Linked DNA regions of Homo sapiens: region 1 is linked to region 2. Evidence: read pairs that join two places in POLR2A ChIA-PET (ENCODE). Cell type or tissue: A673. All regions are shown on one strand. Links, peaks and the distances in the headings refer to the core of each region. The heading gives the core; the rest is flanking DNA. Region 1 overlaps MARCHF1 (membrane associated ring-CH-type finger 1). Region 2 overlaps MARCHF1 (membrane associated ring-CH-type finger 1).

Evidence for each region. ChIA-PET counts read pairs that join two places held together with the same protein. Peaks named below come from ENCODE experiments on the same cell type or tissue, not always from the same donor. Only the 100,000 strongest peaks of a DNase experiment are listed, where the experiment ranks them.
Region 1: POLR2A ChIA-PET joins it to region 2 with 13 read pairs; 3 of 35 experiments call an interaction of 5 or more read pairs at or near these places.

What each region holds. Positions count from the first base shown.
Region 1 is chr4:163,983,796-163,992,639 of GRCh38, reverse strand. MARCHF1 (membrane associated ring-CH-type finger 1) reads left to right here. Exons shown (of 10, transcript NM_001394959.1): 3 at 3,931-4,139. Among named protein-coding and RNA genes, the nearest start is that of MARCHF1, 400 kb to the left of the region's middle. In A673, for the core only: no CTCF peak of the experiment used is centred there; no DNase peak of the experiment used is centred there.
Region 2 is chr4:163,703,849-163,712,692 of GRCh38, reverse strand. All of the region lies in intron 4 of MARCHF1 (membrane associated ring-CH-type finger 1), which reads left to right. Among named protein-coding and RNA genes, the nearest start is that of TMA16, 210 kb to the right of the region's middle. In A673, for the core only: a CTCF peak has its summit at 4,594; a DNase peak (open chromatin) is centred at 4,602; H3K27ac peaks cover 2,402 bases.

The sequences.
Region 1 (8,844 bases), core at 288-8,287, 280 kb before region 2:
GGCCTAAACCAATTAATAATCTTAAACAAATTTTCTATGTTATTTAAAATAGCATCCTGAACTCTCATATGCCAATCTCACACCATCTCTACGCCTTGAAATGATTTAATCACCTTATGTCTACCAAGCACAATAGAGGCCTCAATTCGTCCTTAAGACTTTCTTTATGTATTTAGATCTAATATTATTTATTGTTGCTCAAAGCTTCTTTGATATTTACTTTCATTATTCTATATTGTCTTTCAGATATTAATTGCCATATGCCACATATTTTTTCAATTGACTTACCTCCTTAAATCTTATTTCCCTAATGATACAACGAACTCTTTGATTACAGATATTATGCCACATAATTTTATACATTACCTGCTGCCCATTAATTCCTAGCATGGTTCAGAAAACACAGAAGATGCTTAACAAATGTTTATCGAATTGAATTTTCAGTCTATCCATTTAATGTGTTAGCAGATGTTTACTTGGTTCCTTGTCTTGGCCCAACACTGGGTTTCCTTTCTTGATTAATTGCGATCAAAATAAATGCTTTGGAGGCCTTTTTTTTTTTTTTTTTTTTTTTTTTTGCAGCTGACAAAGATCAAGCTGGTCTTATGCTACCAGAGATGCATATTTTTCTTTGTTTACCTTTTAAACTAGAGACAACCTAGGCCACTGAGAATAAGGAACAGCACCAAATCAGAATCTCTTGGGGGAAAACTGAGGTCTGAGTATTAGAGTTAATATGTAAAAATGCCAAATTTTGGAGCCAGAGGTGGGAATGAGGAACCTGTCCCCAGAGCCGAGGGCTGGAAGCCAGAATGTAGAAGCAAAACAAATACAATTTAGACATGTATATGGAAAAAGTAGTCAGTGAAGAGTGAATGTTCCAGGATGATTTCAACAGTAATTATAGTCCATAGTTTCCACAAAAATCAAGTTTAAAAATCTGGATCACATAATGTGATCACATATGTAGATGCAGCTGAGCTGAATGATTCCTGTATCCACGATTATTCTGGCCAGTGTCTGTCAGTGCTCAGTTGCTGGGTCCATTGCTCCTTGTGACTCCACAGGGTTTAATTACTATACAAGATGAACTATGCTCCCATAGGAGAAATGCATTCCACAACAATTTTCTTAGTTTGAGTTTGTTACATAATGAGTCACCCCAGAGACTTCTGATTGTTTCTAGTTGGCAGAGCACTATGGAAGCTGCTTGAGGAAAGGTATTAGGTAAGTGCAAGACATTGATATTAGCTGATGTGTATTCAGTGTTCCAAGGCAGCGAAGTATTAGAATGTACAAAGTATTAAAAGCATGTTTTTCCCCTGATACAGTTGGAAAATTTTAAAAGTTCAATTTGTGGCAATACCTAATACAATGTTAGATAAATATTTATTAAACAGACTGATTATTAATTTTTCTTAAGTTATTGCTAAAACATTTGCTTAAAAAGATATAACAAACCTCTTCTTGTTTACCATGTAAAATACTCTAAGAAATAAATTCACTTTTCCAGAAATTCAATTTATATTTTAAATGTTAGGATAAAAGAAAGCTAATTGAAATAACTCAACCACATAAATCAAATTAACTCAAAATTAAAATCTGATTTCTGAAAAATCTCATAGCAAACAAAGGATAACCTCATATGCATAATGAGGTAAAGGATTAAGACAGCCATTTAGTTAATTCAAGCTAAAAATCTTCTTTCCTATAACTTTAATGAATATTTTAAGCAAAACTACTGAAGTCTGAATTTATCTGGAAAGCTGCCTTGGCTTTTCAGAGGACATTTCATGGACCTAAACACTGACAATATTACTTTTCTAAAGAGTTTCATAATTTACATTTTAGTATTTGTCACACACTGTTAGATTTACAGACTTCTATTTCCAGCATTCTCTTAATTAAGACAGTCCTTCTAGATAGAGGGATTAAAAATTATTAAATTAAGGAACTTCTCACACAGGCCACAGATGTGAACATTAAGCTACAGAAAATTTAAGAATTATTAGTTTTAACTGTAGACATGGCATTTTTGGCAAAGGCTGGCTTTTTAGTCCTTTCATTAAAGCTCCTGTATGTCACAAATACATTCTGTAAGCTTAAGTATGATGATGAATAAATGCCAGGTTTGAGGCACCTATTTTTTAAAACTATTTTAAGCAAGAGATTTGTCTCTATATGAACTTTAATGAGCTTATTGTGCTGAGGTTATTTTCGTGATGCACTGGAATGGTTCTCAAAATTGGTTTGTATCAGAAACATCTGTAATTTTTTTTTTTAACTGTCCAGTTCAGAACTGTACCCTTCTTGTCTCCACTGCAGCCCTCCTGAAAATGTGTCTGTTAGGGATCTATGCATTATAAAATCTCCCTAGCTGATCTTGATGGATGGTAGGGGTTAGAACCATGGGCAGGTGGCTAATTTAGGTTGAAATGAAAACATATTTGGACCAAAGTTGTAAATACATTGAAATGTTTATTTCAGTGTGAATATTTAAATTGAAGATGTTAATTCAGTCTTTACATATATTGTTTTTGGCTTTATTGCCAACAGCAGTACAGATCTTTTTTCACATTTTATCTCTATCCTGAGTTTAAACAAATTGTAATGTCATAATGGAAATGATATTATTGCTGTATAATACAAAGACAGGTAGAGATGAATTGCAACTAGAAATCACTTTGAAGATCTCTGTGATTAGGGAAAAATTCTAACTTATAAGCAGTACTTGAGTATATAAAAACGAGGAACTTTCTGAATTATGCTTCATTTGGGGTGAACAAACACAAAAAACAGTGGGAGATCTGATCTATTCACAATATGCAGAAAATATACAATGTACATCTCAAAATGAGAAAAGAAAATTCTGTCCTTTTAAAGACAGAGTGCCAAACACCCTGAAAAAGAGGGAATAATCATGCGGGAAAGTTATTTTTACAAAGTTAATGTAATTTAAGAATTTACTTCACTGAGAGAGTAGGATGTTTTAAAAGGAATTTTTTTTAAATTTAAAAAGCAGAAGTTCTGATTAACCATTTACTTCTTCCAAATTGTATAACTTTTGAGAGGACAGTAATAGTAAAGTCTGTTTCCTTTATGGAAAAGCAAGGAGAAGCTGCTAGTAATTCAAACATATATTTCGGGGAGCACAGAAGTTGCAATAAAGCTGAAATGAGTAGTATAGAGCTCTATGCTTCAGACTAACTGATGCCTTCTGACTCCTGTTGCTGATGTTTTAGTAAGAAAGGTGCACTGAATGGTTAACTCTCTTTACAACCATCCAGAAAAAGACATCTGCAATTGCTCCAGGTCTCTCTTCTTTTCTCTCTCTCTCTCTCTCTCTCTCTCTCAACACCTCATTCGATCTCATGCGATGCTCTTCACTTCAGGGCAGATCCTTTGACCTAAGCAGATTATTGTAGATGCATGAAGGACACAGCCAGCTAGCCGCGCTTCTCAAGGAAGAGATTTGGCTCCAAATAGGACACTAAGCTTTTCAGCCGTCTGCTTATTTACGTAGTCAGCAAGATGCAGTGTCTCTGGGTGCTTAGTGGACTCCTGGGGAATCAGGATAAACAAAAACAAAGCGGCAGCCGCTGCAAATGTGGGAGTCTGTGCCATTAAAGGAAGCAGTTGCTAATAAGGGCCTGTGAGACCTAGGTTTCCTTGGTTTCCATGACAGTTATTAGGTACCATAGAAATTGAATTGTCTCCCACAATGCTCTTAGGGGAGAGGGGGTGCTCCAGTGACAAAGCAGTTCAATTATGACTTGCAGTAAATCATCCTTTGGAGAATGCAGTACTCCCTGGATTATTTGTTCTTGCATTTCTTTTAACTCCCCTTTCAATGTGTTTAACATTTTGACCAGAAGACTCTGGCCTCTGCTGCACAGTGTCTCAAACACTATTTTTCCCCTCTTTGTTTAGACCTGAGCTTGGCAAAGCAAGGATATGAACAATTGTGCAGGTGGGCTACTCAGGGCGAGTGAAGAGATAAGGCATCCAATCAGGGATTGGCCACCTGCAGCCCTGCCAATATGCCCCTCCACCAGATTTCCGTAATCCCAGCACGGGAGACTGCCAGCAATGGGAGAAATTCAATGGGCAGAAACAAAGAGAAGAACAAGGAAGTCGAGGTAAGAGGAGGTTTAATTTAATAAAATCAGAGAGCCAAGCCACTGTTGCCAACACTGCTCTCTGCACCGTGGGACATGGCAAGGGCTTCAGAGCAGCTGGATCCCAGCTGTCAGTGTGTAACAGTAGATTGGAAGAGAATTACTTATAACTGGCAGGGACATATTAAACTTCACCTCTATTTTGTGAATGAAGAGAGGAGCCAGATCCATAGGGACACTTCCTACTTGACAGATGGAAACTTTTGCCTCTTTTTCTAAACAATCTATGGAGTCACTTTTGACTTTTATGGCTTGTGGGTTACAACCGGCTGTTTTGGGTTGGCTCTGGACATTGCTGTGGTACATTTTCACATAGTGGAACTGGTGATGCTGGCTGGTTTTCCTCACTGCCCATTAAACTAGGATATTTGAATATAACTGTCTTAACAAAGGGACAGAGAAGCCAGTTATGACACTGAATACATAACATGAGTTAGAGCCTCATAAGATCTATTTGCACTTCATTCGTTGGCAGTGCATGGTTGTGTATGACTGTTGTTTGATATCTGTACATTTATATTTTGTTCCTCATGACAAAAAGCTTTCTTTGAAACTTCACACAGGTTATAATTTTCAACTTCTTACGGTGAGCCTTTATTTTGCAGGGAAATTTAGTGGCAGTTGTTCTAAGTTAAACTGCTTGAAAGATCATATGCTGGAAACTTATTTCAAAGGTTTTTAAGAAAGGGATTGAACTCAACACAGTCAAGGATATTGAGTGGAAATATCATAAATGTTGTCGTGTTCCCCTAAAAGGGAGCTTGAGATAGAATGCCGGAAACTGTAATCTTCTTGTCTCTTTAACATAACTATTTTCTAGTCCTCAGGTGTCCTTAGCTTTGTAGGAGATGGGCTTTGTCTACCTCCAGTTCTACATGTTAACCTTTTTTTTCCCTCAAGAATAGCTGCTGGAGACAGAGGGAGCAGCAGACAAAAAATAAAGCAAATAAAATAAAGGAAATGGGAGTGTAGTGTCAAGGAGTGTTTGAAAGGAAAAGACTAATAAATTTGAGTACATCTTCAAATGAGAAAATATATTTGCAGCCTCTTTCTACTTTATTTGAACTGATTTTGAAAATGTCATTGAATGGCAATGAGTTCTTGATGTGGCTAGAATTTGTAGATAACTTTGGGAGATTTCTCTAAGTTAGTGCAAGAGATACTTTTACATTAGTAATTGCCTCATCATAAACACATCAAATATTTCTGGAATTTCTGAGAATTAAAAATCTTTGTAAAGAAACTTCAGCAGCCCAGAATGCTCAGGCACATTCTCTAGAGTGTCTGTTTCCTTTGACTTGGAAATGCGATTATTAGAATATGAAACAGGTTTCTCTTAAGTTTGTTGGTGTTAGGTGGGGAAGGTGGGGTACACTGATCAATTCTGCAAATAGGTATAGAAATGCCAAAAGCAAGATTCATAAAAGTTATACATTGCTTACTCACAGTATAAATTTCTGGATAAATTTAAGATAATGTTGAAGAAAACTTTATGTGAACATATTGGGTGGCAAATTTGTTTGGTATCTGGAATGATCAGCATCTGAGTAATATTTGGAAAAGAAAACAACATTGTGTCAATTCCAGGTCTTCGCCAGAAATCTCTTTCTGTAGATGTCTACTTGGCCTGAATTAGATAAATTGAGATGGCTTATATAATTTTTAAGAGCAAACAAATGTTTTTTATTCATGTTAGAAATAATAATGAAATTATTCTTTGTTAAGTAAAATTAGCCACAATTGTTATCAAGATATGGGTATTAATCCACATCTTTAAACATCTTCACAAATATCTTGAATTATTAAAACATGTATAGCTTTGTTTCTTTCAGGGTCAAAAAACACTCTAATGTGTCACAATGGGAGTTAGTGGGCACTCTTAAAGAAAGAAGAAGTTGGCCGGGTGCCGTGGCTCACGCCTGTAATCCCAGCACTTTGGGAGGCCGAGGCGGGCGGATCACAAGGTCAGGAGATCGAGACCATCCTGGTCTAACTCGGTGAAACCCTGTCTCTACTAAAAATACAGAAAATTAGCCGGGTGTGGTGGTGGGCACCTGTGGTCCCAGCTACTCAGGAGGCTGAGGCAGGAGAATGGCGTGAACCCGGGAGGCGGAGCTTGCAGTGAGCCGAGATCGCGCCACTGCACTCCAGCCTGGGCGACAGAGCGAGACACTCCATCTCAAAAAAAAAAAAAAAAAAAAAAAAAAAAAAAGAAGAGGTTAATTAGGAGAAAAGGAAAGGAAACTCTGAGCCTTCGTATAATTTCTAAAAAGAGATACAGTTCTGAATATCAGAAAGGGAAGCACTTATAATGTTTCAAATGCTTCTTGGTTTTCTATAGGATGTAGTTAAAAGTTTTATTTTAAAAGTATGTTTAAAACATATTAGTCAATCTTGTAGGCCGCCGAATAACTTGTTTTGATAAGCTAACTAAATAGTCTAAAAGAATTGTAAATGCCTTTAAAGTGGATAAATTAAACAGCATACATCTGTGTTTTGGACAGCAAGAAGAATCAATGATTTCTGTAATTTCAAGTGGCGATGCTTTCTAAAGAAAAGTAAAACATCTTGTACATATATGGACATTTCCTGATGAGCAAATGAGAAACATCCTTTCTTGAAGTTTCCTTAATGTTCTTGCTTGTCCTAAAGTTATCCAAAGCATGCCTATGTGCATTAGGAAAATGATCTAATTTCAGAATTAAGAATTTAGTTGTAATTAATTTAAATTAGTAAATTAAAAACTCATTTGAATTTAATGTAATTTAACTTCATTCAAAATTTAGTGACTCTTAACTAATGTATTAACTTGATATCAGATTTCTTAAGCCATATGAAGAAAAGAATTAGAAAACTGTCAATCATAGTTAAAATACAGAAGATCCATCCTGTTAAGGATATCAAGAAAATATTTCTAAAAATTCTTTTGTTGATTTTTTAACAGCATAGATCTTTTATATTTTAAGATTTTAAAAAGTAACTCCTATCTCTAGCTTTATAATGAAAATATATTTTGACATATTTTGTATGCCATAATATTATAATCATCTCTGTTTGGTTAATAACCCTGGAAGTACAAAACACAAAATAATATATTATGTCCAGTTTGAATACAGTTGATATTAAGGGTTAGAGAAGGGATGTAGGTTTATCTTTCAGAGGCACCAACTCTGGAGATTGATTAGGCAATTAAAATGAAGTGCCTTAGACTTGCAGTCCTGGCAGAAGATGTTGTTAGCAAAACCAGTGGTTACTACAAACCACTTCACTTCTTATGAAGTGAGTAGATATTGGTCCATTATGAAGCTACAGAAAATTTAACATAATACAGTAGTCAAAATAATTAATTTACACTTGGAGACTGTATATATGTGATGGAATGTTTGAGTTTTAGCTCCAGGAGGGTTCTGGAAGGAAATTAGTAATCAGATTTTCCTTGGTAAATGGAATTGATAAAGGAAATAAAATGGTTTAGGTTCACCTACACCTTGGGAAAACCACATTCTCGGGAAAGCTTTGGGAGAAGATACCTCTTCAAAATGGTTCATAGTTCCAGATTTCTTTTTCTTTTCTGGTTGAATGTCAGAATCTGACAGTTTACCCTCTTTATATCTTATTTGCCTACTTTTCTAAATAGACCATTTGCTTCTATTAATTCATTCTTCTTTTTTAGATATGTGAACACCACTTACTATGCTGTAATTAATTCACATTCGAGATTTGGGTCTAAAAGACATCTGTCTCTTACAAGGGCAGTGAATTTTATTAATCACATTCTTAGCCCTGTAGCTGTAGCTTGAATTCCTACTCTAGATCTGGAAATTCTAATAATTGTATAAATTCCAGTATTTAGTCGACCTCTAGCACATATTCCTTATACTTCCCTGGGATTTGCAAGCAAATGTGTCTATGAGTGGTAAGTGTAGAGATACAGCATGGATGGGGCCAAGGCTGTTTCTGGCACCTGCGCTGCATGCTGCTATATTCTTTCACAACACACTGAGTCTATACCTTAGATGATGGGAGGGACTTAAGAGGGAAAAACAAAACATGAGTTATTTGCTTCTGATCCTTCTCACTCTCAAGCTGACCACACATGGCTATCATGCTTTAGAAAGATTTAGGAGGAAAACAAAAACCAAACCCCTTTGTTTATATGTACATTTTCTTTACTGCTGCCATTATTTTGTAATATTTCTCTACCTCAGTTTTTACATTTTTTTCCAAAAAGAATATTTAGTTTTTCTTCCTGAGATATCCCTTTTAAGATCTTCTACTTGCCTTTCCAATGATAGCTCATGGGCCATCTCTTGTTTTTCAAAGTAGCTGGAGATCTGTTACTGGGGAATCTCTTTTGGTAGAGATTCCAGTAACCTGGAAAAAATATGGCTTTTTGTGATATATATTTTTCCTTTTGAACATAATGGACAAGTTACTGATTTATTTATTAGTAAAATAAATTTTTAGTAATTTTTAGTAAAATTTACTAAAAAAAAATTTTTAGTAAAAATTTTTAGTAAAAAAATTAAAAAGTTAAAAAAACATATTTAGTCTCAGGGCCAGAGCTGAGATTAGTATTCAGCTACTCTGGGCTCAAGTCTTACATTTTTTCTTTACAGTTAAGACAACTTAACCTTTTCACATTACTTAAGCAAAGTTGGTAGAA
Region 2 (8,844 bases), core at 279-8,278:
CTCAGCTGTTTTATAGAACCAGAATGTATACATCCAAAGATTAAAATTTCATCTCATTTATTTACATATTACTGACATAAGGGAGGAATAAGAAAGAGTTGAATAATGGAGTAAGACGCAAGAAGAGAAGTCAGGCATGAGACTGGAACAAAAAGGTTTGAAGTAACGACCTCACAAATGAGTGAAGCACTTCTACATGAAGGATGGATTACCAACCTTTGCAGGAATCATACATTTTCCTCAACATTTATTTTGTTTGAATCACAAAGTATCTAGTATTTTTAAATTTTATGCCTCCAGGTAACAGATGCATTGTCTAGATTGGCACTGACACACAACTTTTTATTTTTTCATAAGAAAGCCATTGCCCATATACATACACTTGTGTGTGTGACCCATGAAGGTTTTAGAACTTTTAAATCCAATTCCAGAATTTAGTAAAAAACCTAGCTTGCAAATTCCCTGACAGTCTTAAAAAATATATGGCCATTAAAGTGCTTTTAATAGCATGCAGGATGAAAAACACTAATGAAAACATTCCACCATGCAGCAGATTTTACATGGTCGGTCTATAATGTGTGGTCTGTTTTACAAACATGTCTCCAATCTTAAACCCACAGAAGAAAACAATATAACTCTTATACAGAAAGTGGTTTGAAACCTACTTGATAGGTTTTTAAGTCACTGCAGACTCTGATAAAATATGATTATACCTCCAGAGTAACTTTCTAAGATATTAATGTGACAAAAATAGCAAAAATTAGTAATAATGATAAGACTACACAATACTAAAGATGACTTTTATCCATCGGGGTCTAGAAAGAAACAGATAGCATTTCCAAATTGGATAATTTGGGGAGAGTTAATAGTCAATTTGCAATGAGTATGAGCAGAATATATTGAAAATATAAGAGATAGTTGTATACCCCATGGGTGGAAACAGCAGTGGGTGGTTGTCACCCATAGTCTTGAAAAAGCAGGGAGAAGTAGCATTTTCCAGAACCCAGAGAAAGAGAGGCATTTTTGCAGAAAGCTACCTGACAAATACTGAGACCTCCAATTGTGGGGCAAAGTCAGTTTGTGGTGATCCTTCAAGGAAGGGATAATTACTCTAAACTCACCCTCTTCCATTCCTGTAATCTACCAGGACTCTGCATTAATTCTCATTGGTGTAATGAAACTGAAAGCCAGGAGCAAAGGAGCCTTGGTGAGATCCAACCGGGTGTGCCTCCTGGGCACAGATCAGGGTGGGGAACAGTGGGACATGGATCTACACGGACTGGTGGAAGATACACCTAGCACACCTGTGAAAATAACATTTGAAACGCAAATGAACATGATACTTTAATTATAACTGAAACTGGGATTTCCAACAGAAAAAAATAAAGATCTTAAAACTCAGTGGAATGTTAAGCACTTATAGGAAGGAACAGTCAATTAATTAATAAGCAATGGGTCTTTCCATTTTGTTTTGGAAAATTAAATTTACAGAATGAAACCACTGGCAGATTTTCCTTTGGGTGAACTTAAGTAAGAAGACTACTGTGAGAGAAGGATTTTGTAAATGACGTGTAATTTACAAAAAATTACACGTCATTTACAAAACTTCTGTTTGTCTTATTAAGAAGTTTGCCACACCTCTGGTCATCTAAGAAACAACCAGAGGTGTGGCAAGTTTTTTGTTCTCATGTGAACATAGTCATATAAAACAGAATTTCGGGAAAAAATAAACCTGCCCATATACCATCCTTTATAAAGGTTCAACAAGTGTTACACTAAAAGCTTATGCCAACCTGACTTTATATATTGCTTTAAAAAAAGTAATCACCTTTTCATACAAGCAATTGAAGTAAAATCATCACCTTCTGCATTTTAGCAATCATTGAATGCCCTTATTTTCCATCCTTTCATTACTATAAAGATGTGTGAATTCAGTCCTCAAGGCTTTTTCCATGGTGCTTTGACAATTTAGCCAATGATCATTTTACTATATTATTTTTCTTTTCACCCAAATTAGAATCCGTTTGAAACATTTTCAGTACAAGAGTGTGTAAACTTAAAAAAAAAGTCTTTGGTTCTCCTCCTAGGAATTACAATTACTAACTTGTTCAGAATGGCAACTCATTTATCAGTAGAGAGTCTTTTATAAGTGTGTAGAGCAAGGACATGCTTTTGAATAATATTTTTTAGGGAGAAAAGGGAGCTCTTCTTTAGATATTTTTGATATTATTTCCTAGCCAATACAATTGTTTGGACTGCCCAATTATAAATACAACTCATATTCATGGTCGTGATTAATAAATGTGTAAGTACATAATATATTATGTTGGTGCAAAAGTAATTGCGGTTTTGTCATTGAATGTAATGGCAAAAACAGAAATTATTTCACACCAACTTAATATCTGTACCAAAATTCAGATGGCTTGTTGTGATAGCTGTCTTCTTTTTATAGGATAGTCTTTGAATGGTCACCACTTTTCAAAGTATTGGCCTTGTACTTAGGGAAAAGTCCTAAGGGGTGTATAGAAGTACCTTTAAAATAGCCTTCTGGTCACAATTGCTAGACTTTTCATAGTGATCCTGAAGTTAGATAAAGAGATTAGCAAGTTTACCCATTAAATTTGACATTTAGGGAATGATATGTTCATTTTTAAGAAAATTTGGAGTGTTTGTAGAAAATTCTACGTAGTGCAAAATTTAATAATAAATGTGGCAACTTACAAGCAATTGTCCTTATTATCTTTCTAGCACATCTAAATTTAATAATCCTAGTTTATATTTATACAGTGCTTTACAATTTGAAATATACTTGTCCAAAGTTTGCCATGTTTGCTTCAACAGAAATTCTATGAGGTAAACATGCAAGGGTCTTTATACGCATTTTGCAAGTTCAGCAATTTAGAGGTAGAGAAGGCCTGTGATTTTCTTACCATCACATGGTTAGTTATGAAGCTGCAATTCTAATGCAAGTGTTGTAACTACAAATCTTGTGATTTTTCCACCAATCCCACTTGACTGAATAAATAATTTAGTGCCTGTATATTCCAGGTCCTGTATCATCTTGGAGAATATGAACATTAACTGTTTCTTGCAGCTCTTTTTGATTACATACACATACATACAACACACATAGATATACCTTTATGATATACACTCTGTTGAGTAAGGCCAATTTTGCCATTTTTGTTTTTCAGAGTTTCTTAATTAGATGTTCTATTGTTTAAAAGATTATAAAAAACAAGTAAACTTTTAAAATTTAATTTCTTTTTATTTTTTAAAATTAGAGATGAGGTCTCACTGTGTTGCCCAGGCTGGTCTTGAACTCCTGGGCTCAAGCTATCTTCCCATCTTGGCCTCCCAAAGTGCTGGGATTACAGGTATGAGCCTGCTTGCCTGGCCTAAAACAACTGAAACTTTATACACAAAGTTGTTTAAAGAAAAAGCTAGACTACTCCCATGGGCCTGCCTGCTTCCCTCAATCCCGCCATGCTAAGGACTAAAGGTAACCATTGTGCATAGATTGCAGTGTTAATAGCCAAGATTGGATTAACATATTTCTGCTCAGTCAAACATACATCTGTAAATATGTAGACATATATAGGAGTTCTGTTTGTTTTTAAAGAAATGGAATTACTCTCTATACATAATCTATTTCATTATTTTTAAAGAAATGGAATTGTCCTCTACACATTTTTCTATAACTTTATTACCTTAACAATATATCATGAACATTACCATTTACCAGTAGAGAAAGATATAACCTCATATTTGCATTATAATTTCTGTATGCACATCATACCCATATATAATTTTACAAAAACAGAGCTCTAACATTCTCTTTTGCTTTTTAAGATTCCTTGCCCTCCATCTCCTCTCTTTTCTTCATTCCCCTCCTGCTGGCCTCTCTTCCTTCCTCCCACTGCTCTACCCAATAATTCATGTTAATATAGTTTTTGCATAACTTTCCATGACTTTTTCCATGCTCATATAGTCATAGACTACTGCATGTCTATACACAAACATGTGCATGCATATATACTTACAGAGGTTCTAACCTGGTATGTTTTTAAAAGAATCATATTTTATCACTTCTTATTTTACTTTTCACTCTCGAAGTTACCTTATGGAAATCTCTCAAATGCCAGAGATCCAATTCATTTTTTATGACTGCATGATATTTTCAAGGTTTGGCTCTACTATAAATTACTTAACAATTCTTTATTGATGAACATTGTTTATTCTGTTAGTCAAGAGGGAGAAATGATGCCTTTTGTTTTAACACAGATAATTTAGTATAAAGATATATTCCCTGGCTGTAAAAGATCATTAACTAGGTAACTGAAAGGAAAAAAATAAGGACACAAAGATGTTACAAAGGCAGGAATTGTAGGAAGCAGCCATCCTCCCGAGGTCTGAGTGAACAGGGGAAGGAAATTAAAATTATTAAAAGCTTGGAGGAGGGCCCCATAGAACTGGAACTCAAACTTCTTAGAATTCTAAGAATCCACCAGCTGGTCTTCAAAAGAGTACAATGAGCCTGTTTCTGAGGGTGTTAGAAACCTTGTATCTAGATGCCAGCTGCTGCTACAGGGGGGGATTGCAACTAACTCCCAGGGTGAAGAAGCATTTCTAGGATGATGCAAACACAAGAAGCCTATAGAAATCAAATAGATGGAGCAAATCCTGTTTTCCTTTTCTAGCCTTCTAGTTTCCCTGTGGCCCCCCTCTGTGCCCACTCCCCAGTAAGCAGAGCTTAGTAGGGAGTCAGATGGCACAACAGAAAAGTAGTTTGTAGAGTTCCAGCCCAGAACAGAAGCTAGAAGAGTGGGTTTAAAGCTTTGAGACATTAACTTAACAACTGTCCCATCTTTATTGCTGGGATTCTTTTTTTTTTTTTTTTTTTTTTAGTTCAAAACAGAGTTGTATATTAAGTGTCCTCATTCACATATTTTTATATACTAGTGCTTGTATTTCTCTGGGAGAGATTCCCAAGGGTGAAATTACTGCATGAAGTGATATTTTTAATTTCAATATATGTTGCCAGATGTTTTTTCAATGATATTGCAGAAGAAAATCACATTTCTACTAGCATTTTTGAGAGTATTCATTCTTCCTATTGCCATCAGCAACAGAAGCTATCACTCTTAAATTTTTTCAGCATGATGAGTAAAAAGTGATGTCTTGTTGCTACTTTAATTTACATTTTTCTGACTGCTCGTGATTTTGAGCATCTTGCCATATATTTATTGACAATATGTAATTCCTTTTTTTGTGAATTTCTGTTTCTATCTCTTGCTCATTTGTTTTCTATTTGATTCCTTACTGTTGCCTCTCTTGTGAATAGACAAAAGCAGTTTGCATATTCTAGAAATTAAACTTTATCAGTCTTTTGTGTTTCATTGTTTACTAACACAATTGTTTACTCACTTTAACTTTTTGTATTTTTCTAGACAGAGGATAATCAAATATACCAATGACATATAGTTTCTGGTTCGTGTCTTAGCTATGTAAATCTTTCCCACCCCAAGACTGAATTCATAATTTAGACTTATTTCAAAGATTTTTTAATCTTTAACATTTAAGACATTGTTCCATCAGGACTCCATGATTATATATGCTAAGTGATAGAAGTCTGGCTTTTTCTTCCACAGAGGTAGCCAGTTGTCCAGCAACATTTATTGTATCAACTATCCTCAATACTGACTGGAAATAATTTTTATATGTGAGATTCTTACATCTATTTCTGGATTTTCTATTCTTGATTACACTGATCTTTCAGTTAATTTCTATGCCAATACCATATTGACTTAATGATAGTGAGTTTTAATATGTACAATGCCTAGCATAAAAAGCTCTCCTTTTTTTCATTATTTTCTTGGTTATTCTCAGGTATTTGTTTTTATTTATAAGTTCTTTAAGAACATTGTTTTTTAAGATCATTTTATCTACCTCCTTTCTTCTCCAGAAAACAAGAAATAAATTCTATTGAAGATTTAATTGGAACTGCATTCTACTCATATGTCAATTTGTAGAGGGTTTATATATTAGAAAATTATCTTCCCATCAAAGTATGGTACTTTATTTGTTCAGATCACAATTTATACTCCTCAGTAATATTTTATAGAATATATTTTCAAATAAAATTTCATGTCCTTGTTAAGTTTATTCCTAAGTATTTTATGGTTTTTGTTTCTGTTATTGCATTTCTGGATATTTATTGCTAAAAGAAAGCTATTGATTTTATAGTGTTTCCATTAGGATAGACACAATATTAAATAAATCAAAAATGTAATGGCTCACAAGAAATACACTTTTTTTCTCTCTGATGAGAGTTTAGAGTATGTACTCCAAGTTGGCAGAAGGCTTTTCATTATGTGGTCACTCAAAGACCCACAAGAATTCAGCTCTACCATCTTTGATTTGTGGCCTTCTGTCTTGCCCTGATAGTTTCCATCCCAGCATAGAGCAGTAGGAAAAAAGCATGTAAGAAATTATATGGGAGATTCATGTGACAGTCAGGAAACTGACAATTGTTAGTTCTGGTCACATCTCACTGGAGGAAATTTGACCTTAGGCAACCTATAACCAAAGGAAGGCTGGGAGATATAATGCCACTGTGAAGGTGTATATTCAGTTATTATTCCCTTAATGCACAAGCAAGAGATAATGGATTTTAGGAAACCTAGTAGACTCTGCCATTATCTAATTGTCATGTATCTAAGTACTGTAATAAAGTCTAATTAGCTGCAGTGGTTTTGTTTCTTAACCAGAGACACTTGGGATTTCTAAGATGTTATGTCATTAATAAGAAAGGAGTGTTGTATTGCTTCTTTTTCAACACCTTTTCTACCAAATACTCCATTTCCTTGTTATATTTGCTAAAAACTCTAAAACAAGTTGAATAATTATAGCAAGCACCCCTAATAGAGGTTCTATAATTTTTGTAGTTTCTGTATTTTAACAATTAGCATTATATTTTGTAGTGTTTTTTAGAATATTGTCTTTATTACTATAAGGGGTTTCCTTCAATTCTTGTTTTACTTAGAGCTTATGTTAGAATAAGACTGCCAAAGTTTGTCAAATATCTTTCCAGAATTTAGTTATAAAATCATAATGTTTGTCTCTTTCAATGTATTAATCTAACGGATTATGTTGACAGGTGTCCTGAGTTTTTAAAACCTGAAATAAGTAAATTCTATTTATTCTATTCTTTGGGAATTTTAGTGATACACTGCTCATGTATCAAAGACATATGCTATTATCAAAATATACACTAATTTTTAACATTTTCTGCATCTGTAGTTCCAAATGAGAGCAAGGCACAATTTTCTTTTTTCCTTTTTTTTTCCTACTGGTTTTTTTTGGTGGGGTAGGGAGTACTATCTTAACACATCTGAAGTTTCATTTACGCCATGTTAATAATATGGATTAGGGATATTTATGTTTCTATGACAATAATAGTATACGTAATATTGGAATTATGTGTTCTTTAAAGTAAAATACAGCTCGGTTGTAAAATCAGCATGCCCTTATCCATTTTAGGAGCATATAGACTTTTATTTACTTTTTGAATATTTCCTTGATTAACTATCTTATGTTTTTCTCTTTTTCTTGAACAAATTCTGGGAATTTTTGCTTTACTTAAATATAATGTGTTTCCTCTAGGTTTTCATATTTGTTGCAATAATGTTACATGTAGCATTCTTTTTATATAGTTTTTTGTGTCTATGATTATGTATCATTTCTGATATCATTTTTTTTGTTCTCTCTTTCCCTTAATAAGTCTTATGGGAAGTTCATCTATTTTGCAATTATTTCAAAGACTTCCTTTAAGAAAATCTTTTTATCCTTTCTCTAACTTAAATCAATTTAATTAGTTTTAGCTTTTATGTTTCTTTTATTACGTTCTTGTGTTCTTTAATAATGAAAACATTTACAGTTATAAACTGTTATCTGGATACAGCTTTTGCTATATGCTATAGGTTTTAATATTATATATTCTATAGCTTCTGGCTCTATTTCAGAGTTTTCATTCCTTTGGACCAAGTATTATATAAAAGTATCTTAGTTAATTGTCAGGCGATTAAGACTTACGAGTCACTTTTCAAAATTGGATTTCTAATTGTATTGGCTCAATATTGAAAAAAAAAGACCCTGTAAAGTCTCTACTTGGACATATTTGTTAAGCTATTATTTAAGGTCAAATAATTTTTAAATGTTTCATAGACATTAAATGTTTATAACTTAATAGGTATGAGATTTTTTATATATCTTTTAATCAAATTTTATTGCAGTATTCAATTTCCCTATGTCCTTGCTTATTTTTTATTTACAAACCACATTGTTTAAGACTTTTCTTCTATTCCAAGTTATAATTACCCTAGCAAAAACTGCTCTATTGTCTACTTAAAATTTTTCAGATGACCCTCCAAATTACCTTAGTTTCTCCTTTCAAATACTTGGGATTTTTAACCTGAAAAAAGGGGGGAAATAAAATTGCAGAATATCAGATTAGTGGTCTCTGTAAGAATGTCTTAGTGTGTTTTTTTTTGCAGAAATATTTATTTTTTTTTCATATTACATTAAAAAAAAACTTTTTTAAGCTTTATTATGTCCCTCAGTCAATGACATAGTATACAGAAAGTTTATACCTAGATTCACACATGTCCAGTCATGTTGTGTATTGTTAGGACAGACCACTTCGTTTTAAAGGAACTGTGTCACTTTCCTTAGACTCTAACATTAAAAATTCGTTAAAACAAAACTTGGTAATGATTTTCTCATTTGGTAATCATTTTTCCTTGCTAGTAAAAAGAATCCAACCATGTTTAGTAGGATCAACTT